Regions from separate parts of the Homo sapiens genome. Here region 2 is linked to region 1. Evidence: chromatin loops called from intact Hi-C (ENCODE). Cell type or tissue: A673. All regions are shown on one strand. Each heading gives the region's core, and the rest is flanking DNA. Links, peaks and the distances in the headings are about the cores only.

Region 1 (8,479 bases), core at 407-8,406:
TGTGTTACATTTTGACAATTCTTGCATTATTTCACACTTTAAAAAATTATTATAATATTTGTTTTGGTGTTCTGTAATCAGTGATCTTTGATGTCACAATTGTAATTGTTTTATGGCACCACAAACTGTGCCCATATGAGACAGCAAACTTAATCCATAAATGTTGTATGTGTTCTGACTGCTCCACTGATCAGCTGTTTCTCCATCTCGCTCCCTCTTCTCAGGCTGTTCCATCCCTTGAGACAACACTATTGAAATTAGGCCAAATAGGAACCCTACAATGGCCTCTAAGTGTTCAAGTGAAAAGAAGAGTTGTGTGTCTCTCACTTTAAATAAAAAGCTAGACAGGAGAGGTGGCACATCCTGTAGTCCCAGCTACTCAGAAGGCTGAGGCAGGAGGATCACTGGAGACCATGAGTCCAAGGCTGCAGTGTGCTATGATTGCGCCCGTGAACAGCCACTGCATGCCAGCTTGGGAAACATAGTGAGACCTTGTCTTTAAAAAGAAATTAAAATAAAAACAAATATAAATTAAAAAATCAAAAGCTAGAAATGATTAGGCTGAGTGAGGAAGGCATGTTGATAACTAAGACAGGCCAAAAGCTTAGTCTCTTGCACCAGTTAGCCAAGTTGTGAATGCAAAGAAAAAGTTCTTGAAGGAAATTAAAATTGTTACTCCAGTGAACATGAATGGTAAGAGAGCTAACCAGCTTTATTGCTGATATGGAGAAAGTTGTAGTGTTTTGGATAGAAGATCAAACCATTCCATTAAGCCAAAGCCTAATCCGGAGCAAGACCCTAACTCTTCAATTCTGTGAAGGCTGAGACAGATGAGGAAGCGTAAGAAGAAAAATTAGAAGCTAGCAGAAGTTAGTTCGTGAGGTTTAAGGAAAGAATCCATCTCCATAACATAAAAGGGCAAGGTGAAGCAGGAAGTGCTGATGTAGAAGCTGCAGCAAATTATCCAGAAGCTCTGAGATCATTGATGAAAGTGACTACACTAAACCACAGATTTTTAATGTAGATGGAACAGCTTTATCTTAGAAGAAGAGGCCTTCAAGGACTTTCACTAGAGAAAAGTCAATGCCTGGCTTCAAAGCTTCAAAGGACAGGCTGATTTTGTTCATAGGGGCTAATGCAGCCAGTGACTTTTAAGTTGAACTCAATGCTCATTTACCATTCCAAGAATCCTACGGCTCTTATGAATTATACTAAATCTATTCTGCCTGTGCTCCATCAATGAAACAACAAAGTCTGAATGACAGCACATCTGTTTATAGCATGGTTTACTGAATATTTTAGGCCCACTGTTGAGACCTGCTCCAAAAAAAAGTTTCTTTTCAAAATATTATTGCTCAGTGACAAGGCACTTGGTCACCCAAGAGCTCTGATGGAGATGTACAAGGAGATGTTGTTTGTTTTCATGCCTGCTGACACAATAATCATTCTGTAGCCCATGGATCAAAGGGTGATTTTGACTTTCAAGTCTTATTGAAAAAAAAAAATACATTTGTAAGGCTATAGTTGCCATAGATAGTGATTTCTTTCTTCTTCTTCTTCCTTTTATTTTTTTTTGAGATGGAGTCTCGCACTGTCACCAGGGCTGGAGTGCAGTGGTGCGATCTCGGCTCACTGCAACCTCTGCCTCCCAGGTTCAAGCGAGTCTCCTGCCTCAGCCTCCCAAGAAGCTGGGATTACAGGCACACACAGATGGTGATTTCCCTAATGGATCTGGGAAAAGTAAATAGAAAACCTTCTGGAAAGGATTCACCATTCTTGATGCCCTTAAGAACATCTGTGCTTCATGGAAGAAAGTCAAAATATGACCATTTGGAGTTTCTTCCAAACTCCAATTTCTTTTGGAAGATGTTGATTTCAAAAGTTCAAGACTTCAGTGGAGGAAGTCACTGCAGATGTGGTGGGAATAGTGAGAAAACTAGAATTAGAAGTGAAGCCTGAAGATGGGACTGAATTGTTGCAATCTCATGATAAAGCTTGAATGGATGAGGATTGCTTCTTATGGATGAGCAAAGAAAGCAGTTTCTTGAGATGGAATCCACTCCTGGTGAAGATACTGTGAACATTGTTAAAATGACAACAAGTTATTTAGAACATTATGTACACTTAGTTGATAAAGCAGTGGCAGAGTTAGAGAAGATTGACTCCAATCCTGAAAGAAGTTCTACTGTGGCTAAAATGCTATCCAACAGTATCACATGCTACAGAGAAGTCTTTCATGAAAGGAATAGTCAAATTAACAAGGCAAACTTCATTGTTGTCTTAAGAAATTGACACAGCCATCCCAGGCTTCAGAAACCACCACCCTGATCAGTCAGCAGCCATCAGTATTGAAGCAAGACCTTCCACCAGAAAAAGATTAGAACTCACTCAATGCTCAAATGATTGTTAGCATTTTTTAGCAATTGCATATTTTAAAATTAAGGTATATACATGTTTTAGACACAATGCTCTTGCACACTCAGTAGACTACAGCATAATGTAAAGGTAACTTATATGTACTGGGAAACCAAAAACATTCACGTGATTCACTTTATTGCAATATTCCCTTTATTGTTGTTGTCCAGAACCAAACCTGCAACATCTCTGAGGTATGCCTGTCATTGAAAAAAAAATAAGTATGTGTCAGGCAGGACTTTTGTCAGGACAGTGGAGATCTTACAAAAAAATAGCCAAATACCATAAGAGTGTTAAACTTAATTTATCTTAGACTTAGCAACACTATTTATTAATTTAGAGATTTTTAGCCCCTATCAGGCAGGGATAAGTGTACCTAGCATAGTTTTTGGAATTTGGATATGCTCAATGGATGTTCATGTTGTTCAAAAATTGAGAATCTACTCTATGCACAGCACTGTTATTGCGAATAGATAGTCTTTCAAAAATATAGGTTAAGGCCTAACAATGTCTAATTGAGTTTTCTAAGGAAATCTCATTATGAGGCCTCATAGTTCTTCAAGATGTCTCCAGAGCATTCCATTCTTCAGTAAGTAAAAGTAGCATTTCTATATTTATAGAAAAAATTAATTCTGAGTGTTTCAAGGCCAAAGATACCAGCTAAGGTTACTTTTTATTCTTCAGGGGAAAATTTATGCACAAAATGCTGAAGGCTGCAGTGACAGTCACTGAGTTGGAAACGGAAACTTGAAAACTGATTTTACTTTCTTTCTTTCTTTCTTTTTTTTCTTTGAGACAGAGTCTCGCTCAGTCGCCCAGCCTGGAGTGCAGTGGCTCGATCTCCGCTCACTGCAAGATCCGCTTCCTGGGTTCACGCCATTCTCCTGCCTCAGCCTCCCGAGTAGCTGGGACTACAGGGGCCCGCCACCATGCCCAGCTAATTTTTTTTTGTATTTTTTTAGTAGAGACGGGGTTTCACCGTGTTAGCCAGGATGGTCGCGATCTCCTGACCTCGTGATCCGCCTGCCTCGGCCTCCCAAAGTGCTGGCGTGAGCCACCGCGCCCGGCCTGATTTTACTTTTATCAGTGAAGTATTACAACATAACTTTATTGAATAAAACACAAAATAAGCACTCTCAAAATCCATTTAAACTTACATCAAAAAAAAAATTCAACCAAATATTTCATTTACCCAGAAATAAAAACTTTATGTTAGAGGACAGAAAGAAAAAGAAAATCGGGGGAAAAATGTATTTAAAAAGGTCATTATTCTCTTCGAAATTCCAGCAATGATACTAAATAGTAATATCAATGAAAAGCCAGGCTTCTAAGAAGTGTTGAGTACTTCCTGTAGCTATTATTTTACGTTCTTCATATAGAATTCTTTTTTTTGTTGTTTTGTTCTGAATACAAAGAGCCTGGCTTTTTCACTTTTATATTTTCCCACCTTAAGTTGGATTTTTACAAATGGAGGCATTCCTTAAGAGTTGACTTAAGAATTCATTGATTTAGTGCTTGATGTTAATTTTTTCAATAACCACTAAAGCCTGTGCGATACCCTTCTTTTTGCCCAAAACATGTACTTTAAAAAACAGCTAATTTTCATGGAAGCAAAAAGAATATAACCACATCCTCAAATCTGGAAAAAGTTGTATCTTACTTTCTACTTTTGTACAAGTTTCTGAGAAAATGTAATGCTCCAGTACTTTGGAAGTAAAAGTACTGGAACTTTTACTTTTTCTGAAAAGTTCTTAGAGCTACTCAGAAGAAATGAGAAAGATGCGGTATCAGGGGGAGGACAGGGTGGGAGCTGGAGGGGCGGGTTGAGCGCGGGGAGGGTAACGGATAAAGGAGAACAAAGCAGAAGTAGCATGGACTCTACTGCCCTCTAGTGTTTGGATTCCAGAAGAAGATTAAGGTGTTTCCTGGCTTTCATGTGTTCTCTTGTGGGTTTATTTTTCCCTGGAGAATTTTAACCAAATGGGAAGGTGTTCAACCAAGTGACAACATTGCCTGAAGTATCAGGAACAGCCACGTTTACTTCATCAGTCATAATGATCATCGGATTTTTTCTCTGTTTACTCAGGTCAATGAGGAAAACACATCAAACACAGAACCAGCACTTTAAAAGTATTGCTGGAAAGATTCTTTTCCCCCCCAATAATTTAAAAGCAGAGTTTTTAATCGTCTGCACATTTCCCCCAATCTCTTGCATTTCTTGTGAGCATCTAGTTCCCTTTTAACACCTTGAAAAGCCCCAGAAGTCTGAGAAAGCTGGCCCGGTGGTGTCACTGTTGCACTGTGCGTGCACAGATGAGCACTGGTTGTTGAAATCTAAATGGCTGATGCTCCTGGGGTGTTCCACATGTTTTAATGTGGGTGTAAGCTATTTCATCTGCTACACTTACTTCTCTAAAACGTGTAGGGTAATCCTTACTTTTTTATTACTAAAATTTCCTTATAAATGGAACTTGCATCTTCTTATAAAAACATTTTAATGATGTTCATCACTAATCTAAATTTATCCATTTGCAATGCACTTCCATTTACTGAATGTGCTTTATAACCATATATATGCCAATTGACTATACAATGTACACATGCTTTTCTAAGTGCACAAAATATTAAATTATCCACAAAATGGCTCTGCCTGGTAACTTGATATTACAATCACTATTATACAAACATAAACATTTAATCAAGCTTGTATAGAGAATTGTATCAACAGTAAACACAATTGTAATCAAAATATCTTTTATGTTTAGTCTTGTTTCTATGTAGTTGTCACAAGATTTAGTAGCTGGCACAATAATAAACTGATATGGTAATTTGCCTGATATTGCTATGGGGAGAACAGATAAAACTTAACTGAGCTCCAAATCACAGATATGATGTAATAATCAGTGAACTTTAATACTTGCTAAGCAAATTGTTCATCCACACTTTCCTACTCTGTTAAGGAAAGAGTTGAAGCTGAAAAATATTTCAGGTAGCTTCTTGCTAGAAATTTGTATACATTAGAATATATATATATTCTAATGGTTTAATGTCTGAACTATATATGTATTCTAATATATATTCTCTCTATATATATTCTAATGGTTTAATGTCGGAACTTTCAGAGTACAGCTCAATAAATTAATGGTAATAATTTGCTACTATTCATTCATCTCCTTTCACCAACTTCAAATGTACAAGATTAATGCTTGTTTAATTTCCTTCAATTAAGCTAACATGATAAGCTACTTTTATAAATTATTTAAGTATTGGATTCTTGAAAAAAACCAACATTTTCAAATACTTGTCTTAAATTAAAAGTCACTTATTATCAGAAAACCTGAGTTTTAGTCCCAGTTTCACCATAGATTATTGGTAACATTAAAGATGGCTCATCTATAAAATTAGGGGGTTGTATTAAATTCTTCAGTAATATAAATTTTTAAATTGTATTGAAAATCAAAACTTCTTAAGCCTATTAAGGAGTTTGGAATGATAGCATTCTTGGCTCGAAGTATATATAATCAATGTTTTGGTCAAATTTAACAAGCTAGAAAGATAACAGGTAATTGGAATATAAAAATACACCCATGTACAAGAACTTAATGAGTAAGAACAGCCAACTTAGAAACATATTTGACCATGAGAGGACTGGCTTGTACTTTACACTCTAACCTTCCAATATCAACTAAATTATTTCGTTGTAACTTAGTGGATTTGCCAAAAGCTGACCCAATATTTCCCTCTCCAGCTCCATGCTTCCTGCATGTTGGACAATACACAGAGGTTTTTCTTTTCACCACTCGAAACTCAGTTAACTCCTCAAAAATAATAAACACATCCTCTTGACCCTTTCTTGCTTTCAACTCCTGTCCAGTTTCCGTAGGAAAAATATACTATACAACATGCTAACTTAAAAAGAAAAAAAAACTATTATAGCCTGCTCTGTGACACATCTGTTACACATTATGGAAGTAAAAAGCCGAAGGAGCCCCAGTCCTTCTGGGGCTAAATAATTCTATCAGTTCAGAGTTGGTGTGGTATAGCTGTGTTTCCCAAAAATGTATTCCTTGGAGCTTGAATCTCTCTCGATATTTTTGTTCCCCAGTGAAGATTTACGATATATTGCTATATTTGACATTCTGATAAGTCTGTCAAAACAAATTTCTTTAACTGTGTTTAAACCAGTGTTCCAACACTTTATTTTTGGAGCATAGATTTTTGTTTTTTAATAAGTAATATAAAACATTTGAAAAATACTGTTCCAGAGATAAAAATTTATGAGCGCAAAAAGAAAGATGAACTCTGATTAATAATAGCTACTATTTTTATATGTTCATTATATTCCAGGTACTTTCGACAAGATACACTTTAACACCTATTAGCTCATTTGACATAAAACTTTCTGAAGGATAAGGAGTCTGAGCTCAGCCTTGAAGAATGAATAAACCAGGAATATGTTGAGGAAAAGGTCATCCCAGAAAACGGTAAGTTTAAACGAAACTATGAGGCCAGTATATGCCAATCTTGTTTGGAAAATGGCAAAATGAATGAAGGAGCTAGAGCTTCTTTAGAACAAAAATGAGGAATTAGACTGGAGCATTAGAAGCTAAGTTGTAGGTGCCTCTAGTACTAAGTAAAATGTGGACTTGTTTTTTCTAAGCAGTGGGGTGCCTAAGACACATTTGAGCCAGGAGTGGCATGATTAAACAACTGGTCTAAGCCAGTTTTGTCAGTGATACATGGAGCGCAAAGAAAATAAAAACCACACATTTGGAAGTAAAATCAGGATGCATAAAAGACCTGTACTTTTCATTTCTAAAGCATCTGAACATGGCCAACAATTTTCTTCAAAATCTTAAGTGTTTTGCTCATCACCCTGCTCTGATTAAGCCTAGCTTTCCTCAAACATTAGCATCTAGCGCGTCACACACACTAGTTTTTCCATGTAACTTCATTTTATCAGAATACATTAGTAGTGCTTAATTGTCTCATTCAACTATAAAATTTTAACCCATGTTGGGAGTTAAATATTTGGGAGTGATAGAACCCATCTGATAAAGCACTGGAGAGGTGTGGCCAGTGAAACAGGAGGGGACCCATCAGGGAAGAGGGGCAGCTTGGTCAGTGGAAAGCACAGGGCGCCACGGCAAACTGCCCGCCAAATCCAGACAAAGGCTTGGCAAGCAGGAGGGGAAACTCAGATAAAGCCCAGGTGCATTTCATTCAAAGCGTGGGCAGACGATAACAATGACAAATGCAGGGCAGGCGGACCACACTTGAAAATGTAAAGCATGTAGGCCAGGCATGGTGGCTCACACCTGTAATCCCAGCACTTTGGGAGGCAGACGTGGGTGGATCACTTAAAGTCAGGAGTTTGAGACCAGCCTGGCCAACATGGCGAAACCTTGTCTTTACTAAAAATACAAAAATTAGCCGGGCATGGTGGTACACACCTATAATCCCAGCTACTTGGGAGGCTGAGGCAGGAGAATCACTTGAAGCTGGGAGGCGGAGGTTACAGTGAGCCGAGATTGTGCCACTGAATTCGAACCTGGCCAGCAGAGTGAGACTCGATCTCAACAACAACAACAAAAAAAAAGAAAAAAGAAAAAAGAAACTGTAAGGCATGCAGTATGCAGTAATTGGGCACTAGGTGAGAGTTGGTGTTTTGGATATGGAAGGGAGGAAAAATATCTTTTCTTTCTGTCCTTCTATGTTCTCAGCTGGGCTCCCTGTAACAAAATGCAAATAAACAAAGAAATGTCTACACATTTATTTAATATAAGCTCTATGTGACACAACAACTAGATTTGATTATAGTAGGTCTGATGAACAAGGGGAGAGTTACGGGAAACTGTGATAGGACAGAAAGGGGGTATGAGCTAAGAGTAGTAAACTGGGGGAAACTGAGGACGACCTGTTCATTTAGATTCCTCTTGGCGATGCTCTGTCTTTGGAAATAAGGATTCTCATTTCCTCCAGATAAAGGGAGAAAACCTTTCACATGAGGGTCCTGTATGACCTGCTTCAGAGGAAAGTCAGAAAGTCTTCCCCACATTCGCTG
Region 2 (8,479 bases), core at 314-8,313, 1.3 Mb after region 1:
CCTGCTGCTTGCCCAGCTGTGCACTTGATGCCCTGTTGTAGAGATCTGGGGAAAAGGGGCACAGATGATTGAGACATATATAAGGAAACATATATAAGAAACTATATTTTCTCTGCATGTATGAATTTTAGTGTGATTGAAATTTCAGCATTGCTACATAATTTTTTTTTTTTTTTTTTTTTTTTGCTATCCACTGAAGCTTAGATGGGACCACTTAATCTCGAGGTATTTGTTTTCCCTCAAACTGCAGGATTGCCACAGCAAACCCAGAAGTGTGGTACTGTGATTATTGATTGATTGGACCATGGGCTACTTCACTACAGAGACCTAGTTTCATTCATCTTTCTCCCAACACATAGAGTAGCACCTTAATATAATATGCATTCAATAAATGATAGTTGAATGAATGAATGAAATACACTTAGGCTCTGCACCTCAGTAGATGCTCTAGGGGGAACCTCACCTATGGATTCCTTTTGACTAAAGGAAGAAAAACGAGTCTTCCTTGGAGAGTTTGATGACAGCTACCTTTCTTCATAGGTCTATGTCCTTTCTTCTTTTCCTTACCTCTTCCATCTCTATTCAATTACTTTCTTTTTACTCTGCCTTTTTTGGAAATGCGTTGGAGATGGAGGTAGCTGGCAGAATGGAAGAGTGGTCCTGCCATTGAGTTTTCCCAAATCCTCCTAAACTGTCACTCAAGAAGATTCTTAAATTTCTATGGCAATTCTTGGCTTAAAGAAAAAAAATCAGAGCGCTCTGTTCATAGCATGATAATCTTACTAATCACTCCATGATTTTCCCTGTCTTTATCCTGCACTCTGTGCCCTTCCACCACTGTGAGCTCTACAGGCCAGATGCAGGTGGCATGGCTTTGTAGTTTTTATACTCTCCTCTGTGATCCCATGAGGCTTTTCTCATACTTTTATGATGACACATTTTGTTGGATTATAAGTGAACTGATTTGCATGTCTATTTTCTCCTATAGACTGCAAGCTCATTGAGAACCTTCGCTTTCATTGTTGTATCTTCATGTTTTATGGTGCTTCATACAATGCGGACATGTAATATATGTTTGCTAACTGATCAAACTGTATATCTTATGAATCTTTAAAAGCAGAAAAAAGGAAAAACTTACTTTCCCAATGTTTGTAAGTCTTTATATTTTTCTGTCCCAACCAGCTCATCAAGCCTACCAAACTTCTGCCCTTCCTCCAACCATTCCTCTAGCTGAACATGCCAGAATATTTCCAGGAGCACCCAGGAGGACATTCAGAAATAAATCCATTTGTATCCTCCTTCTCTGACTGCTTTGATATGGGCCCCTCCCATATCACATCGCTCAGGAACAGTCCTACTTCCCTGCCTGGGGAACCTCTGACAGCTCCTGAAGATGCAAAGCTCTCAAGTTGTAAAATGGTGCTGAGTTCCCTTCAGACCTCACTGCACTGGAGCCATACTGAGATCCAGCAGAAATATGAAGAAGATTCCCTCTTTTCTGCTTGTGTCCTTCCCACAAAAGCCAGAAAAGATGTGTGTTTTGGTAGCTGTCTCTGGAAAGGGACTACTCCATGGCCCCTTTCAGGTCTCAGTGCCAAAAAGAAGTCTTCTCTAGATTCCCAACTAAGGGTTAAATGCATATGTGTACTCTTATCATACTTGTAGCTTTCTTTTTCATAATCTTATCATGATGGATTGCAAGTGCCGATTGACTTAACAGTTTCTTCCATTAGCCTGACAGCTCTATGGAGGCAAAGATAATACATTGTTCATTCTTATACTCTCTTTACTCATCTTTATGTGTGGCATACAATAATGGTAATAATAGTAATAATAATAATACTCATAGTGAATATTTGTATTGTGCTTTCTCTGGACCAGATACTCTTCTAAGTGCTTTGCCTATATTAGCTTATTCAGTCCACGTGACAACCCTTTAGGCAGATACTATTATTATCTACATTTTACATGAGGATAAACTGAGGTACAGAGGGGCCAAGTAACTTTCCTAAAGTCATCAAGCAGGTAATTGGTGGAGCTTAAATTTAAACACAGGAATCAGTCACCAGAGTTCATGTGCTCAATCACTGGACTACACTCCACTATGCTACACTACACAACTTGATACATTGTTACTCTGGATAAGGAGCTCAGCTTGGAAGCCCACATAGACTGGGCCAAGGCAATCACCCTCTCCAGGGTGCTGAGGGGACTCCTAGCACAAGGAATAGAGAGCTTATGTTTATGGATGGGACGGGGAATGTGAACAGGATGCAGGAGTGGAGAAGGCTAATAGAAGAGTGACTGGTTGGAGAACCCAGAGGAGAGTCGGTGGCACACTTAGCAGCTGGTATAAGCAGGAAATTTGAAATAGACAAAGAAATGCCTAAAGGGGATTTTTGGGTAACTTTCTTTGTGGGGCAGTCTCTAAAATTCCCCTGCCACTTCTTCTAGAAAAGGTACAGATCTACATTATTCTTTAATTCAGTTGTTTTTTTTTTTTTTTTTTTTTTTTTTTGGCAGGATCTCACTCTGTCACTCAGGCCAGAATACAGCGGTGTGATCACGGCTCACTGCAGCCTCGACCTCCCCAGGCTCAGGTGATCCTCCCACCTCAGCTTCCTGAGTAGCTGGGACTACAGGCATATGCCACCGTACCTCGCTAATTTTTATATTTTTTGTAGAGATGGGGTTTCACCATGTTGCCCAAGTTGGCCTCAAATTCCTGGGCTCAAGTAATCCTCCCACTTCAGCCTCCCAAAGTGCTGGGATTACAGGTATGAGCCACCGTGCCTGGCCTAGCTTTTTCTTTAAGGAAAACATCTTGTTAAGACTGGACCAAGTGGAGTTCCAGAATTTGAATCCATTTTATAAGCAAGTAGTGAGGTGTGTGAGTTGAATGCTACAGCCTCAACTCTCTTTGAATCTCCTGGGGGAAGAATGAGGAGAAATGGCTCAGGTCGGAGCCTGAAGCTAGCTGTATCTAGGATTTCTGATCAAGTTCCCTTATGTTTTGGAGATTGGGGGGACGTGCATTCAAGAAACTGCAAAAGAGAAAGAGGGAAGGAAAGGTTGAGATGGTGCAGAAATAAGAACAAGAGAAAGTGAGAGAGGATGTAGAAAAACCTGCTTCTTTGATTTGCATGGTGTGATTTCTGAAATTGCTCCAGCCTCTACAGGATTTATGTGGCTTCATTAATCACACTTTCTTTTGAAATGGAATTTTCTGCCTCAAAGCCTTTGAACGTTGACATTCAAATACAGTATATTCTTTTAAAATCACCTCTGGATAAAGACAACACTGTTGAGGTAATTCCCCCAGATTGCAGGTGGAGTCTGGTCCTCTGATCTTGATAATACACTGAAAATAGGACCTCCCTTCAGAAAACAGAGACGTCTGGTAAGATTAGGATACTGGATGCTGACACCCTGGGCCAGGAATCCTTGGAAGAAAAAAACAGAAAGAAAGAAAAAGCCCCTGGTCTTTGATGAACGACAAAAAGCAGCGCCATCTAGTGGCAATTTCGCTTATCCCGGCGCGTCTTGACCGGGACCTCCCTGCCTGGCTCTTTGCTTATTATCAGAGGGACTGGAACACACAAGTTCACCATTCTAGGGGCCGCATGACCTGCAATCAAATGACAGAGCTTAGGTGAAGACATGCACGTCTTACAGCTGCTGCCAATCAGAGTGGCACAACCCAAGGCATGTTTATTTTTGGTTGACTTTGGTATGCTGGGAAGTCCGTACAAAGAACATAGAACAAAGATTATGGCTCTGGAAAGGAAAGGAAGGGAAGGGGAGTACTGGTCATCAGGATTCACACCAGATATACATCCCCTTACCTAATTCACATAATCTCTCCGGTTTGCTAAGAAACCAAAGTACAAAGAGGTCAAGTCCAAAGTCAAGGAGTCAAGAGTGGCAAAGGCAGGATCTGAATCCAGGTCTCTTTAGAAAAGCTTTGTCTCAGATTTAGCTTTTGTCAGAATTTTCCTCCCTGCAAGGCCCACATTTCCAGGCCTTGCCACAGATCTTCAGCTTTTAAGGGTGATGTTACTAGTTAAGTGATAACATAACAGTTAGGAGCACCGGCAGAATTGTCAATGTCTCATGCTTCCTATGGCTGAGCTACAGAGGGAAGAAATAGTCCCTTCATCATCCCTCAATTCTCGGATCCTGTGGATGAAATTGCAGCAGCTGTTGGTGGGTAAGCACTTTCTTTTCGCAAAGCCACCACCAGCTGACACTCTGGGTCCACTGCTGCTCCAGTGTCCTGCACCTTAGGAGCGCCGCCTCCCCACCACTGCTACCATGGGGCCTGCAGCAACAACCTCTCTGGCCAGCAGTACTCCCTGAAAGTGAATTCCATCCATTCAGATTCTGATGTAATAAATTATTTTCTATGCATTGGCATATTTTTATTGGAAAAAAACCACTTATTCTTCATAATTTGGGAATAGATGTTGGTTTTTAAATAAGAGAGTATTCATTGTATGACTAATTTACTTTGAATTCAATTTATGACTTAATCAGAAAATAAATGTTAATTTCCTTTATTTATGAAAGCTCACTAAAATGTAGGCATAGAAAATATTGTAATATAAACCCTTTCCAATTCAATAGGTTAATGGTGGAGATTAAGAAGATAACTCTGACCCACTATACTGGAGGGAGCAAGCAAGAAAGAGGCATTTAGGTAAAGCCATAAGCTTATGGTAATAAAGCAAGCATATGTAGTTCTGAATTTTTAATTCAGGTACTCAATTACAGTTACATGGGTAAAATTTTTTTTGCTTGAACAAACTCTAGTAGATCACTGACTGCTGCTACACCAACACGAGGGACAGAAAATAACAGATTATACAGCGAATTAAGACTTCTTCTTGCCATGGTAGTTGACTCTGAGGAAGAAAAGAAAAAAAAAAAGCTTTCCTGACTTTTCAATGAGCAAATGATGTTATAATTTGAATAAACGGATCCAGGGAATGACAATGCAACTGGTGAAAACTACAGTTGTCAAAGCCATGTGATCAAAATCAGGATTCTGTCCTTTTTCTAATGTTTCCTCATTAAAGACTTGTCAAGGAATCTAGTTTGAGAATGGCTTGCCTTTTCCCTGAAATGCTATTTATTTATTTATTTATTTATTTGAGACACAGCCTCATCCTGTCACCCAGGCTGGAGTGCAGTGGCACGATCTCAGCTTACTGCAACCTCTGCCTCCCAGGTTCAAGTGAGTCTCATGCCTCCGCCTCCCAAGTAGCTGGGATGACAGGCACTCACCATCTTGCCTGGCTAATTTTTTTATTTTTCGTAGAGAGGGGGTTTTGTCATTTTGGCCAGGCTGGTCTTGAACTCATGACCTCAAGTGATCCAGCCACCTCGGCCTCCCAAAGTGCTGGAATTACAGGTGTGAGCCACCACGTCCGGCCCTGAAATGCTTTATAATTGACATTTTGGAGAGACAGTTTTTGTAAGATTATATCATAGTCTCCCTGATGTTTCATGAACAGGTATTACGTTTGGTATAAAATATAGACAATATGGGCATGGAAATAATGGGGCCTTTGAGATATTTCTCAAATGATTCTACAAAATTTAAAAGCAGATAATTTCTCAATGTAATTCAAAATTAGAATTTTCTCTCATAACTTGGGCTTTAACATTTCTGAAAACTAACTCAATGTTGTGTTGGTTTTAGAGTAAAAACACATTTTAACAACAGCAAGAAGGAAACCCAATGTCAGCAAACTCTTTGTTGATGAAAACAACCATTGGTTATTATGACACTCAGTCACAATAACCTCATGAAGAGTGAACCAGGACTGCAAACTTGGACATGGATCTGGCCACTCAGTAGATCCTGACTCTTCTTCTACCCCTGGATTGTAGTCTACTTAATCACATTTTTTAAAAAAAAACTTCTGAAGTCAATGGTAAAGAGTCCTTTTGCTAATGGAAAACTCACTCTAGAGAGTCTATCAATGGAGGCTGGATGGTGGGTGAGTGCACAAGGCAGCCTTAAAATAGTAAGAAGAAATATGATTTGTTGCATGCCTGCCAGGCACCAGTGTTGCATTTCTACCATGTGCTCCTGTTCTAAGTGGCTTCTGTTTGTTTGTATATTATTCTTTTAATTATCAAGGTAATATCATCTCCCCTCTCTCCACCATTTTTTGTTTTGTTTTTTTTTTTTTTTACTGTGAGAGCTTAGATAACTTGCCCAAATTCAAGTTGATTTATTTGGTAGAGTCAGGAAGGTTTTGTGCTCTTTCCTAGCTAAGTTGGGAGCACTGTCATCCAGGGGAAAAAGGCCTCTCTTGGTGAGACAGAGGAGAGAAAACAGGAAGTGCTCCCCTGGTCCAAGCAGTTGCCCTGTGTCCCTATGCAGAAAGTTGAGTCCAGATTGATTGTCATATTCTGACTTCCCCTCCCCCACTGCTTTTCTTTTAAACAAGGCAGTAAATTTGTTAGTAGTTTGGCAACTGAACTCATGGGTTGGTGGAAGTAGCCACCAAATGGTGTGCCTGACTCATGCAGTGGGAAAAGCTTCTGAGGGAGACAACTGAGGTGTCTCTGGGGCTAGCAATGCTCTTACTGTGAGACTGGCCTCAAGACAATGGAGAGGCTCTCTTGTATGCTACATATATCTCTCCCCATGTACACAGTTGATTGGTCCAGTGATGGACACCTGACCAAAGGTAAGCCAATAAGATCCTTCCCTAGTATTTTTTGAGCAGTAACTAAGGTAATCTCCTGCTGGAGACAATGCTTCAGATATAAAAGGCAGGAGTTGCTGCTGGCTGCCATGTTTCTTGCCATGTAGAAGTCAGTCTCAGAGAATAAAGGCAACATTCAGAAAGAAATATGGGGTGAGATGGAGATAGTTGGTTCTGGTCATCTTTTATTCCCTAGTTCCAATTGTTTCTTAAGCCCCTGCTACACCCATTCCTGGGTACATGGTTCTCTCTAAATCAGTACATGTTGTTTCTTTAGCTTGTGACCATTGAATTCTGACCAACACAATCTCCTTCTTCAAATGAGAAATTCATTGCACTTTCAGCCTCTTAATACAAATAACCATAGATGGGCTTATTCTGTTTTAATGTAAGAACAATTGCAATTCAGCTGTCTTCTTGAAACAGTATTAGTACCAGGCAGCTGAGAAGGACTTGCAGACTTGAGGCAAAGCCTAGGTTAAACTCTTTGGAGAAGGGAAAGCACAATTTGTGGGGGATAAGGGGCAAGGGGTGAGGACTGGGGAATTTGCCATATTTAGGAAGAGGAGACCTCAGAGTAGAAAATAGTCTTGAAAGTGGGTATTGAAAGAGGACATAAGCACATTTTACTTACTTCATAATGCTATGAGGCCAATATTTTTGGGTCCATAATCAGAGACTGATCTTTTCTTGGAAAGGGAGAAGAGATATTTATTGCAGTTTTTCTAGAATATTACTTCTAAGAATTTGCTGGCTCTGAAAGAACTTGATAGATTCTGTTTCTAGTTTGTGCACATATTTTTATTTGAAAATATTTTTAGTATTACATAAATAACAAATATGAATTTTTGCTAGGCTGTCTGTGAGACAGGGGTTAGGGGCATTAAAAAACACCTTCTGGTGACCCCTTATTTAAAACATAGTGGGGTATAATTTTGGAGCAGTAAAACCTCATTATAACATACTTACAGTTGACATTTTCAGGCTGTATTGTCCATGTTTTTAAGTCCTGGAGAAAGGCCCATTAAAGCTGTGTTTCTCACATTAATTCGACATTTAACCACTTACAATACAAACCCCAGTCTTTTGGAAAATGTCATTAAAAATTTTTTTGCCATATATGGACATTATTTATTGTTTGAGCCCCATTGTCTACTTATAATATGCCCTTTATCAGACCCAAATGCCCACTTCAGAGATTTTCGTTTTGAGCAACAACTGGCTTCTTACATTATCCAATGATGCAGGAAAGTTAAATTACAGCCAGTTCATATCATAGAAACAAAATGTTTCCTGCAATTACTGATAAGGGACAGTTCATTTTCTCTCTGTCATCCTGAAAAAACCCTCCCAACAACAATTCATGCCTGGTTAAACAGGATTTCCACATCTACTGCTGACATCTTTCCAAATAATTCAGGGTTGTTATTACTGTATAGCCCTGGCAAGGCTCAAAAGCAAGCAGACTTGACGAGTCTGCTCAAAGCAGAACTTAAGTAGTTGTAATTAATAATAATTACATGCCCACTACACTCCAGTTTTATCATATTACCCATCAGTGCAAATAAAAAACCCCACACACAACACACTTGCAACAGGATTAGTGCATTAATAAAGTCACTCTGCATATGTCATCTCCCTGAAGTTGAAAATATTCATAATGCTTTCTGTTTTATTGATTTTCATGATTGCATGTCTGGTTGCAAATGTTGTTTAGATGTAATACAGCTTGGGATCAGCCTCGTTCTCTTCCAAAA

What was found. Hi-C counts contacts between places; a loop is a spot of excess contacts. Peaks named below come from ENCODE experiments on the same cell type or tissue, not always from the same donor. Only the 100,000 strongest peaks of a DNase experiment are listed, where the experiment ranks them.
Region 2: a loop joins it to region 1, with 7 times the contacts of the local background. A loop is called at or near these places in 4 of 110 quality-filtered maps.

Annotation. Positions count from the first base shown.
Region 1 is chr9:13,084,631-13,093,109 of GRCh38, forward strand. No RefSeq gene overlaps it. Among named protein-coding and RNA genes, the nearest start is that of SNORD137, 120 kb to the left of the region's middle. In A673, for the core only: CTCF peaks have their summits at 4,324 (motif pointing left) and 4,526; a DNase peak (open chromatin) is centred at 4,291.
Region 2 is chr9:14,425,447-14,433,925 of GRCh38, forward strand. It overlaps a transcript of NFIB not described here. Among named protein-coding and RNA genes, the nearest start is that of TRH-GTG1-6, 4.3 kb to the right of the region's middle. In A673, for the core only: a CTCF peak has its summit at 3,539 (motif pointing left); a DNase peak (open chromatin) is centred at 3,495; H3K4me3 peaks cover 314 bases.